Regions from separate parts of the Homo sapiens genome. Here region 1 is linked to region 2. Evidence: chromatin contacts called from ENCODE Hi-C or POLR2A ChIA-PET data. All regions are on one chromosome and are shown on one strand. The core of a region is the stretch at or near the end of the contact, and the rest is flanking DNA. Distances in the headings are between cores, read along the strand shown.

What was found. Hi-C counts contacts between places; a loop is a spot of excess contacts on that map. ChIA-PET counts read pairs that join two places held with the same protein, here RNA polymerase II (POLR2A). Pooled maps may share reads with other maps.
Region 1: a map of natural killer cell shows a loop between it and region 2 (5-fold over the local background). The contact joins two enhancer-like sites. A Hi-C loop is called at or near these places in 2 of 168 maps with a recorded cell type or tissue (B cell and natural killer cell), 3 of 37 single-sample maps with no recorded cell type and 15 of 50 pooled maps. POLR2A ChIA-PET finds 5 or more read pairs at or near these places in 4 of 52 experiments (CD8-positive, alpha-beta T cell, T-cell, naive thymus-derived CD4-positive, alpha-beta T cell and 1 more).

The regions. Positions count from the first base shown.
Region 1 is chrX:9,643,782-9,648,413 of GRCh38, forward strand. The region is part of intron 3 of TBL1X (transducin beta like 1 X-linked); the gene reads left to right. Among named protein-coding and RNA genes, the nearest start is that of GPR143, 120 kb to the right of the region's middle. Within about 2 kb of position 3,140, at least 3 of the 41 ENCODE cell types and tissues checked have a DNase peak (open chromatin) inside an H3K27ac peak, as active enhancers do.
Region 2 is chrX:9,339,345-9,344,207 of GRCh38, forward strand. No RefSeq gene overlaps it. Among named protein-coding and RNA genes, the nearest start is that of TBL1X, 120 kb to the right of the region's middle. RefSeq lists an enhancer at 2,656-2,715. Within about 2 kb of position 2,292, at least 34 of the 41 ENCODE cell types and tissues checked have a DNase peak (open chromatin) inside an H3K27ac peak, as active enhancers do.

The DNA of each region.
Region 1 (4,632 bases), core at 1,890-4,389, 310 kb after region 2:
GCCTGGGAGGTTGAGCCTTCAGCAGGCTATGATTGCACCACTGCACTCCAGCCTGGGCAACACAGTGAGACCCTGTCACTAAAACAAAACAAAATGCTGATATAACACTAAGATTTATATGAGATCCAGGCCACATTGGGGGATGGGGCACCGCCTGCCTTTCGAACTGTAGGGTACGCTTCAGAGTTTATTTTTCACAACTTCACAGGCCACATCATATGTGTAGGTGAACCCACTGCTGACTCCATCTACTGCCAGAAAGAGACTCATCATGGTCAAATTAAATTCTTCATATGTCAGTGAAAAATCAGTGTCTTAGAGATATCATGACCAGAGTGCATGTATTCCTGAAATTTGTTTGAAGGCCCGGTGCACATTGTGTAGAAACTGTGTTCAGTCTATCTAAAAGATAATTAAAATCCATAAATTAATTTCTGGCTGGAAAATAGGTCATAATGGATCTGGATATCAGAAGTGCTAGGTTAAAGACCACGGTCATCAGGAAAATAGGATGAGCTCCTGCTCCGTGGAAGCAGTAGCATCAGTGCCTTCCAAGGCAGTCTGCTCTGAAATCTTGGGCACGTGCATCTGTGTTGAACTGTGGCCAGAGGAGGAGAGGATGAAAGGGAGGCAGTGCTCTTTTTCTTACATGCATTGTCCGGCTCATGTGATGTGGGTTTCCCTGGTAGTGGCTTGCTCTTGCTAGGTGGAGCATTTTCAAGAGGGCTTCCTTCCTGTCACCATAGCATCTGCCGTTGACGTGCATGTGGGCTTTGGATGAAAGCCCCAGCCAGCCACTAATTAACCCAGAAGGGTGGCAGGGCACAGAAAGGACCTTTTCTGAATGCCTCATCATGGGGATTTTTTCTTTTCTTTTCTTTTTTTTTTTTTTTAGATGGAGGCTCGCTCTGTCATCCTGGCTGCAGTGCAGTGGCACAATCTTGGGTCGCTGCAACCTCCATTTCCCAGGTTCAAGTGATTCTCCTGCTTCAGCCTCCTGAGTAGCTGGGATTACAGGCGTGCGCCACAACGCCCAGTTAATTTTTTTGTATTTTTAGTAGACATGGGGTTTTGCTATGTTGGCCAGTCTGGTCTCAAACTCCTGGCCTCAAGTAATCAGCCCGCCTCAGCCTCCCAAAGTGCTGGGATTAACAGGCGTGAGCCACCATGTCCCGTCAGGGATGATTTTATTCTGTGAAAAGCGGCATTCCTTTTCTAACACAAAACCTCTCCTCTGCTCTGCCCTCCCAACCCTGTAGCCTCATTTCCTATATAGTTGTTTTCATACTGATTATCTCTGAAGACATTGCCAGGTCGTTTTTGTTTGTTTTGAGACAAGGTCTTGCTCTGTTACCCAGGCTGGAGTACAGTGGCACGATGTCGGCTCACTGCAGCCTCCACCTCCCAGGGTCAAGCGATTGTCGTGCCTCAGACTCCCAAATAGCTGGGAATACAGGGGCATGCCTCCACACCTAGCTAATTTTTGTATTTTTTGTAGAGATGGGTTTCACTGTGTTGCCCAGGCTGGTCTCAAACTCCTGGACTCAAGTGAGCGACCACGCCCAGCCGACATTCCCAGGTTTTCTTTACGTTTTAATAAATATGAGTAGTCCATGTTCAGAGTAGAAACTATACAACGTGTAGAAAGATACACATGCAATTGGGAGCCGTGCTTTTCCCACACAGTCCCCTGTCATGGACATTGCCCCTGCCTGAAATGCTGTTTTCCTGGCCGCATCTTATGCCACTAGTTTATTCCATATTTAAATGGAGGCGTCACTGCTCGGCATTGGAACTCTAGTAACGAAGAAATAATTCTTTGATTATATTTACCATTTCAGACCATTGACTCCAAGTAAATAAATATAACCGTAAAACTAATGGGAAATTTTTTACTTTGCGGGGAATATTTTCGTACTGAAAGTATTGTATATCTGATTGTGGGTAAATGGAGAGAAGTGTATGAAAGAAAGCAAGCAACATAAAATATTTTTATGCATTTCTCCCCAAACTTTTCCTCTGTATGTGTTTTCCTACAGGTTTGGGTCAAACTGTAACCTTGTTGGCCCTCTTTTCTGTTTTGTTGTCGCCCCCTGCCACCCAATTTGGGACATATCATAAATATCTTTCCATTAACCTAGCTTTGAAATTTTTAACTTGCACTGGAAGACCACAGCGTTTAATGTCAAACAACGTAACTTTAAATCCTAGCTTCGCTGGGATTTAAGTTGGTTATCTTCCCTAAGCCTTTATTTGTTAAACCTATAAAATGGTAATAAGAGTAATGGTCATATTTATCTCTTGGAGTTATGACTGGTGAGATCGATCGTATCGTGCACATAGCACTCACACCTGATAGCTAGCATACAATCCATGCCGTGTATTGGTTTCTAAAATCATCTTCATGGCGGCCTGATAGTTCCCATATGTGTTCACTGCAATTTATTTCATCGTGCTGTCACTGGACAATGAGATTGTTTCGAGAACCACACATTGTCTTCTTTACAATTACATAGGATGAAAAGATGTGCAAAGTGGTAAAACAAGCCTGTGTCAGCCCCCAAATAAGCTGCTCCCCAGGCAGATGTTAGAAAAGGTGTATTGGGATTTATATGTAAACTTTATACATACATTTAAAATTCTGTCTTAAGCTGGTTACTGATTGTGAAATGAAAATAAACTCAGTTTACATCTGAGCAGAGAAAAGAGCCGCTGCCTCCAAATGGGCAGAGTTTGCTCGTTTCCATGAAGCAACTTGGAGAAAGAGGTGCCCTTTAGAGGCTGAGGTCAGTTCAAGCAGATCTTCCAGTGACCCTGGCTCGGTCCAGTCTGCATGGAGACAAGCCCCAAAGACCTGAGCCTTGTCCAGGCCATCCCTCCAAGCAATGGATTCTTCCAGCACAGACGCCAACAGCCTGACTAATAGCAGCCTAACTAATGACACTCACTTTCTCAGGTGCCTTCAGAAACCAAGGGCTGCTTTAGAAGATCTTTAAGATGTTTACATAACAGGGCAAATGGCTGAAAGATAAAGCTTCCCCTCCAGTGATGTCAGAGGAGCTCTGTGCGCTGCCCTTCCTACAATACACGCCCCCTTCATCAGCTCGTGCTTCCTTCGCTGTTTCAGAACACGGCTGGCCTCTTGGCAAGAAACGAACTTGCCCTTTCTGTCCTTAACTACCAGCACCAGCTCTCCAGCAGGCCCCATGTGATTCTACTTTTTAAGATAATTAAAACAGCAATTAAGATTTTGTTTGGGGCCAGTGTTCTCCCACAGAATGATGGCATATTGAGTGCTCTAACTACATACTCAATGAAATGAAACTCTTAAACAGCCATTTCTCCTGGGACCGAATGCTGAACTGTTTTGTGAAGGGAACTGCGAATTAATAGGACTTTTGGCCACCTTGAAACCAAGGCTTAAAAAAAAATACTATAAATAATCTCCCCTTCAGCTTCTTGACGGCTCTAAACCCCAAATTATCACTTATATTGAATTACTTATCTTTAGCAGAGAAACTTCAAAAATGCCATCAGCCCATGCTCGTTTGTTCTTCTTTGCCTTCTTTAAGCAGCACAGTGAGAGAATGTTGTGGCTTTAACCCAAAGTGGAAGGTGGTTATTTCGTTTTTGCGCAATCACAACTCCAAACACCTCAAATCAACCTAATTGAAGGTGTCTTTAATCAAAGCTGGGTCAGGCAAGAAAATAAACACAGTTGCTCTAATTAAGACTCCCCTCTCATCCCCCTCCTGTTTGGGGCCAAGGAGGAGCTGTGAGTGCTGCCAAAACTCTCCTTTATTTTAGAACTGGAGAAATTGGAAAACATCCACAGGAGTTCTCAGAACTCGAAGGCTGGAAGCGGATGCTGTTCGGGAAACCGGTTAGGTGTTAGAATGCGGCTTGTGTCTCCAGCTGTACATACTAGAAAAGAATGCCCAAACACAGGCCTCTGGTGGTAGTTCTTTTTGGTTGGGCTTTATGTGTGCCACCTTGCCTGCTTGACATTGCTGATGAGCCAGGACGAGGAGTCGAGCCCTGAGTGGTCATGGGCGAGGCAGGTGTGTGTTTCCCTGATCCTCTCCTACTGACCTTTCAGGTCTCTCTTGGGGAATTGCTGGAGGAGCTAAAATACCAGCTCCCACATACTGGATATTTTCTGTGCATCGGGCTCTGCATAAAAGCATTGACTCCTCACACTCTCCCCTTTACATAGGGGCTATTTGATACTCAGTTTAGAGATAAGGAAACAGCCATATAACTGACCCTCCAATCCCAGGGCTAGATAGTGGTGCAGCTGCCCCTAGAAGTCAGGGTCTCTGGCGCTTGGCCAAAGGCTCCCTGAATCCCACATCTTTACCTGTTCTCTGTGGCTCTCAGGACGTGAGCTACCTTATCTCTAGCCAATAAGCCTATACGGATGGGGACTCTCACCCTGATTTACCCTAACTTTATTGTAATAAAGTCATAACTGTCATAAGAAGTAATAGTTGCAATAAAAAGTAGTAATTGTAATAAAGCATGAACATTCCAAACTCCATGTTATTTGTCCACAAAAATAGTTCTTGGCACAGAAGACAAAGGCGGACTTTTTCCCACAGAATACATAGCTGTCGATGGCACTTTGCTTTG
Region 2 (4,863 bases), core at 1,042-3,541:
AATACAAAAAATTAGCCCGGCGTGGTGGCGGGCGCCTGCAGTCCCAGCTACTCGGGAGGCTGAGGCAGGAGAATGGCGTGAACCCGGGAGGCGGAGCTTGCAGTGAGCCGAGATCGCGCCACTGCGCTCCAGCCTGGGCAACAGAGCGAGACTCCGTCTCAAAAAAAAAAAAAAAAAAAAAAAGAGAAAGGTGGGCTTGAATAAAGGGGGAAAGATCGTGAATGGCCCGAAGGACTCCGGAGTGTCCTGGACAAAGTGGGATTCCCCCAGAGGGAAAGGACAAACTCTGCCTACAGCTGACCAAGCCAGCCGGCTCCCCCAGGGCTTTGCCAGGAAAATCACCACCACAAATGTCTCCACCATCATGTCTGTGGTTCCTTGAATCCTTTATGCTTCTGTTGAAACTGCCAAGGCAGGACTTGAAGGCTTCGCTGTGCAAATTCAAAAGCATTCTGAGATCATCAACTCTCTGAAGTCACCACCATTTGGAACCAAACCTTAAAAGAAGCCACCGAGATGGAAGCTCCAATACACTTTCGCCTCTGGTCATCTCCTTCCTGAGAAAATTCATGATATCAGATCATCCACAACTTTGATATTTCTCCCCACATTTCTGAGTTTTTCAGTGGCCAAGGAGAAGACTCCGTCTGTTTCTTAATAATTACTGATAATCGTTTCACCACAAAAGATACTACTTTGGATAAACAAGCTTTGTGGTTTCTGTCAAGTACAAACAACGAAGATTAAATTAGCATCTTGAAAACCCACAGGGTGAGCTTGCTCCTCCCCTCCTTTAAGTCTGCAGAATTACCTGGGGCTCCCTCCCAGGTGCCAAGCACACAGATGTGAGCAAGACACTGAGACACCACTGCTGCCCTGCGCTATCACTAGGGAATCCTGTGTCCCTAGCAGCTTATCCAGCTGGCTCTCAGGCTATGGTGAAACTGCAATACAGAAGGAATATTCCAAAAGAGAATTAAAAATGCAGCTGTCATATGGGCGACAGGCCCAAGTCTAGCAGTTAACAGCTACCCCGCCCCCACCCCGCCCACTTCCCTGGGAGCAGCCCTGCTCTCCAGTCTGCAAACCCAGGGGCTGAGGGGCCGGGGCATCCCGAGGCCTGGATGCCCAAGGGATGCAAACTCCTTCCCCACCCTCTCTGCTTCCCTTATCAAGCCTCCTAAGTGTTCTCCCCATCCCATAATGGGGAATAATCCCTAAAATTCAAGGGCTGAAGCTCTAATCCCCACTACCTTTTGGAATGTGACCGTATTTGGAAACAGGATCTCTAAGGAGGTAATTAAATTAAAATGAGGTCATTAGGGTGGGCCCTGGTCCAGTAGTACTGGAGTCCTTATAAGAAGAGGCGATGAGGACACAGGCACACACAGAGGGACGACCATGGGAGGATACAGGCCGTCTACAAGCCACCGAGAGGGGCTGCGGGAGAAAGCAGCCCTGTGACACTTGGGTTTCAAACATGTGGCCTCCAGAATGTGAGGGAATCCCTGTCTGCTACTCTGGCATGGCAGCCCTAGCCGGCTCATACGGGCCCATCCCCCACTCGCCATCTCAACGTGGAGACCCTACAGGAACTCATGGCCCGGGAAGGCCTTTTGGTCCCCTCACCCCTATTTTCAAAGCCCACACAGTTAAAATGCAGGGGGGCTTCTTGCTCTTAAGACTGAAATGGTGCAGCTCCCTACACCCGTCTGTGTCCACGGCCATCCCCAGTATAGCAAACTTACATGTGACACCCAGCTCGGTATTTCCCCTCTCAGGTCCCCCTTCCCCCTCCTACAGACACATCCCCAAACCCTTTTAAGATGTTGCATAACCTGGCTCCGGAAGCCAATAGAGTTTTTACTGAATCTGGCTTCACATAACCCAACAGATTGTGAACTAGACATTTGCCAACTTTTCCCCCGTGCCAGACCATTTTTAAGTTATGTGTGCACAGAATGGCATTTAAAGGACTTAAATAACTCTCCAGGGGGAGAAAAGAGCAGAAAATAGCCCACAAGGCTCCTATAAACGGGGGCAGGAACAGCAGAAACAGAATTTGGGGCGAGTGTTCTGCTTGTTTTTAGTTGCGGCGGGAGGGGCTTTTCTATTAGGTTGTGTTTTTGTTGTTTTTGCTTTGGGGGTGAAAAAAGGGGACAGAGAACAGAAAGGAACCTAGTTTATAGTGACAGCTGTTTAGGAAAGTCATTTCTAGATTAGAGGGGAGAGCCCCTAGGGGCTGCTTCTAGATTCCACTCCTTGGGGTTGGAGGGGCCGGGTGAGCAGGCTTTGGGGAGTGCCTGGGTGACTACCCCAACCCTGCCTCAACGGCACCCCCTCCCTGTGCACCGACAAATAAATGGTGGCTGTAAAAAAAAAAAGAAATAAATGTTTTTTTAAGCAGTGCTTCCTGTTATGTTCAAGGAAGACTAGGGCCGTTTTATTATTAAGCAATTTTCTCTTTTTAAGTAAACACACACACGACCACATTGCTGCAAGGCTAAAATCTCTTGCCTTACTCAAGCATCGACGTTTTCAATCTCCTATTTTCTCAAGCCCTCAATGAAGCCTTCCAAGAGCTTGCCTATGTTTAATTTGCATTCCGAAACAGAAAATCTAATGTGTTTTAACATTGTCTGCTTCAGCTGAAAAGGAAACTGTAAATTTATACAGTCTGGTTTAAAAAAAAAAAAATTGGCCATTGCATCTAAATGAGTCTCCTCCGGAAAGAGGCTGGGTGGCGCCCCTCCCCCTCCTCCCTCTTTCACTTCCCCTCCCGCTTCTCCCTCTTTCACTTCCCCTCCCCCTCCTCCCTTTTTCACTTCCCCTTGTCCTCCCTCCCTCACCTCCCATCCCCCTCCCTCCTCCTCCCCTCCCCCTCTGCTTTTCACCCCCTCCCTCCTCCTCCCCTCCCCCTCTGCTTTTTACCCTCCCCCTGCTCCTTCCCACCTCCCCTCCCCCTCCCCCGCTGCTTTCACCCCCTCCCTCCTTCCCTCCCCCTCTGCTTTCACCCCTCCCTCTTCCTCCCCTCCCCCTCTGCTTTTTACCCTCCCCCTCCTTCTCCCCTCCACCTCTCCCCTCCCCATCCTTCTCTGCTTTTCACCCCCTCCCTCCTCCCCCCTCCTCCTCCGTTTTGCACCCCTCTCTCCTCCTTCTCCTCCCCTTCCCCCTCCTCCTCTGCTTTTCATCCCCTCTCTGTCCCTCCCTCCCCCCTCCTAGCCTCCTCTCCCTGCATTGGAGTTTAGGCCACAGCCTCCCTCCTCCCTCTTAGTCTTCCAGCCTCCTCCCCTCCCCTCCCCTCTCTTCTCCTCCCCTCCCCCAGGATCAGACTCGGGGCCGGTCTGTGCCAGCGCCCTACGTGGACTGGGAAAGAATTACCGAGGACCTTAGAAGAGCTGCGCACTCGCAGCGCCCCGCCCCCACGCCGCCGGCCGCCCGCGCGGGTGTCTCCCTGTGCTCCCAAAACACGGCTCAGGTTCACCGGGTCCTCCCCCGGGGATCTCAGGGCTGTTGGGGGGTGCTGTGGTTCCCAGAACGCCGCGACACTCTGAAACAGGAAAGGGGACGGCAGAGGGGTCCTGCTGCGGGGGAGCCCTTGAGAAGGCCTGGGTGGAGAGGGACTTGGGGACAGAGGTAAAGAAGGGAGTCTCTGGGGGTGAGGAAGTGCCTGGGAAGGGCACGAGGAGGAGTTGGGGAAGGGAAAATCAGGCCCAAAGTTTTAGGGCTCTGTCTCTACTGAAGGTCAAAAAGGGTTCCTGCAGGGCAGTGGGAGACCTGCTCCTGACGACCCCGTCCTATAATTAAATCCCTGAGTAAGAACACTCCAGAGTTGGGGCTCAGTAGCTGCCGTGTGCACCTGCGCATCAGATGCCCCCTAAGCGTACCCCTGGAAGCCTCTGATTCTGTGTCATCACGGCAGGAGGGGATTCGAGGAGTTTTGGAAGACGCCAGGATGACGTTCTTAAGCCATCTGATGGGTGAAGGGGCTTCTTCACTTCGCTGTGGCTTCACTACTTAGATGTTAAAGCGGCTTCTCTTCCTAATAAAAAACAAAGTGTAGCCACTTTTCTGTCCAAGAAAATAAAAATTCCCAGAGAAAACCAACGTTGACGTTTGCATTCACGACGTGCCTGTCGTTTTCCTCTGTGTGGAAGAATTTTCCCATCCAAAAATGGGAGTTGAGGATGGAGGTGAGGTAAATAATAAAATCGGGCTCACTCTGTATAAATAGTTCAGCATTCCGATTTGGTTACCTAGTATTAAAAAATAAATATTTTTCTAGGTCACTAAATATTTTTCAAAATTATACTTTAAATGAGGGCTTAAATTCCACCGCGTGGAATTGTATATGCCAGAATGTAGTAACCATATCCCTCTTGCACAGTATTCCTCTTGTTTAACATTTAAGGACGGTATCCTAAGTTATTCCCCATTGTGTAGTCACATAAGTCACCTTTTTCTTCACTAGCTTCAGTGCAAGAAATGAATACAGTTTCCTCTGCACCATGGGTCCGTCTGTTGCCATTGCCTGCACTGGGGTTGTTTGGAATTCCTGTCTGAAACTTTCTAGAGTTAAAGGCAGAAAACATTGGCCAAGTTTCCAAGCCTAAAGCTGATTCTTGACCTTAGTTAGACCTTATGTCAGAAAAGAGGGTGACAGCTACTTGGGAAGCTGAGGTGGGAGGATTGCTTGAGCCTGGGAGGTTGAGGCTGCAGTAAGTCATGATCGTGCCACTGTGCTCACGCCTGGGTGACAAAGCGAGACCCTATCTCAACAAAAAAAAAAAAAAGAAAGAAAAGAAAAGAGGGTGAGCAAAACAGGACAGTAGGGGGTGCTCCAGGTGTCTGGGGGGGGGGCAT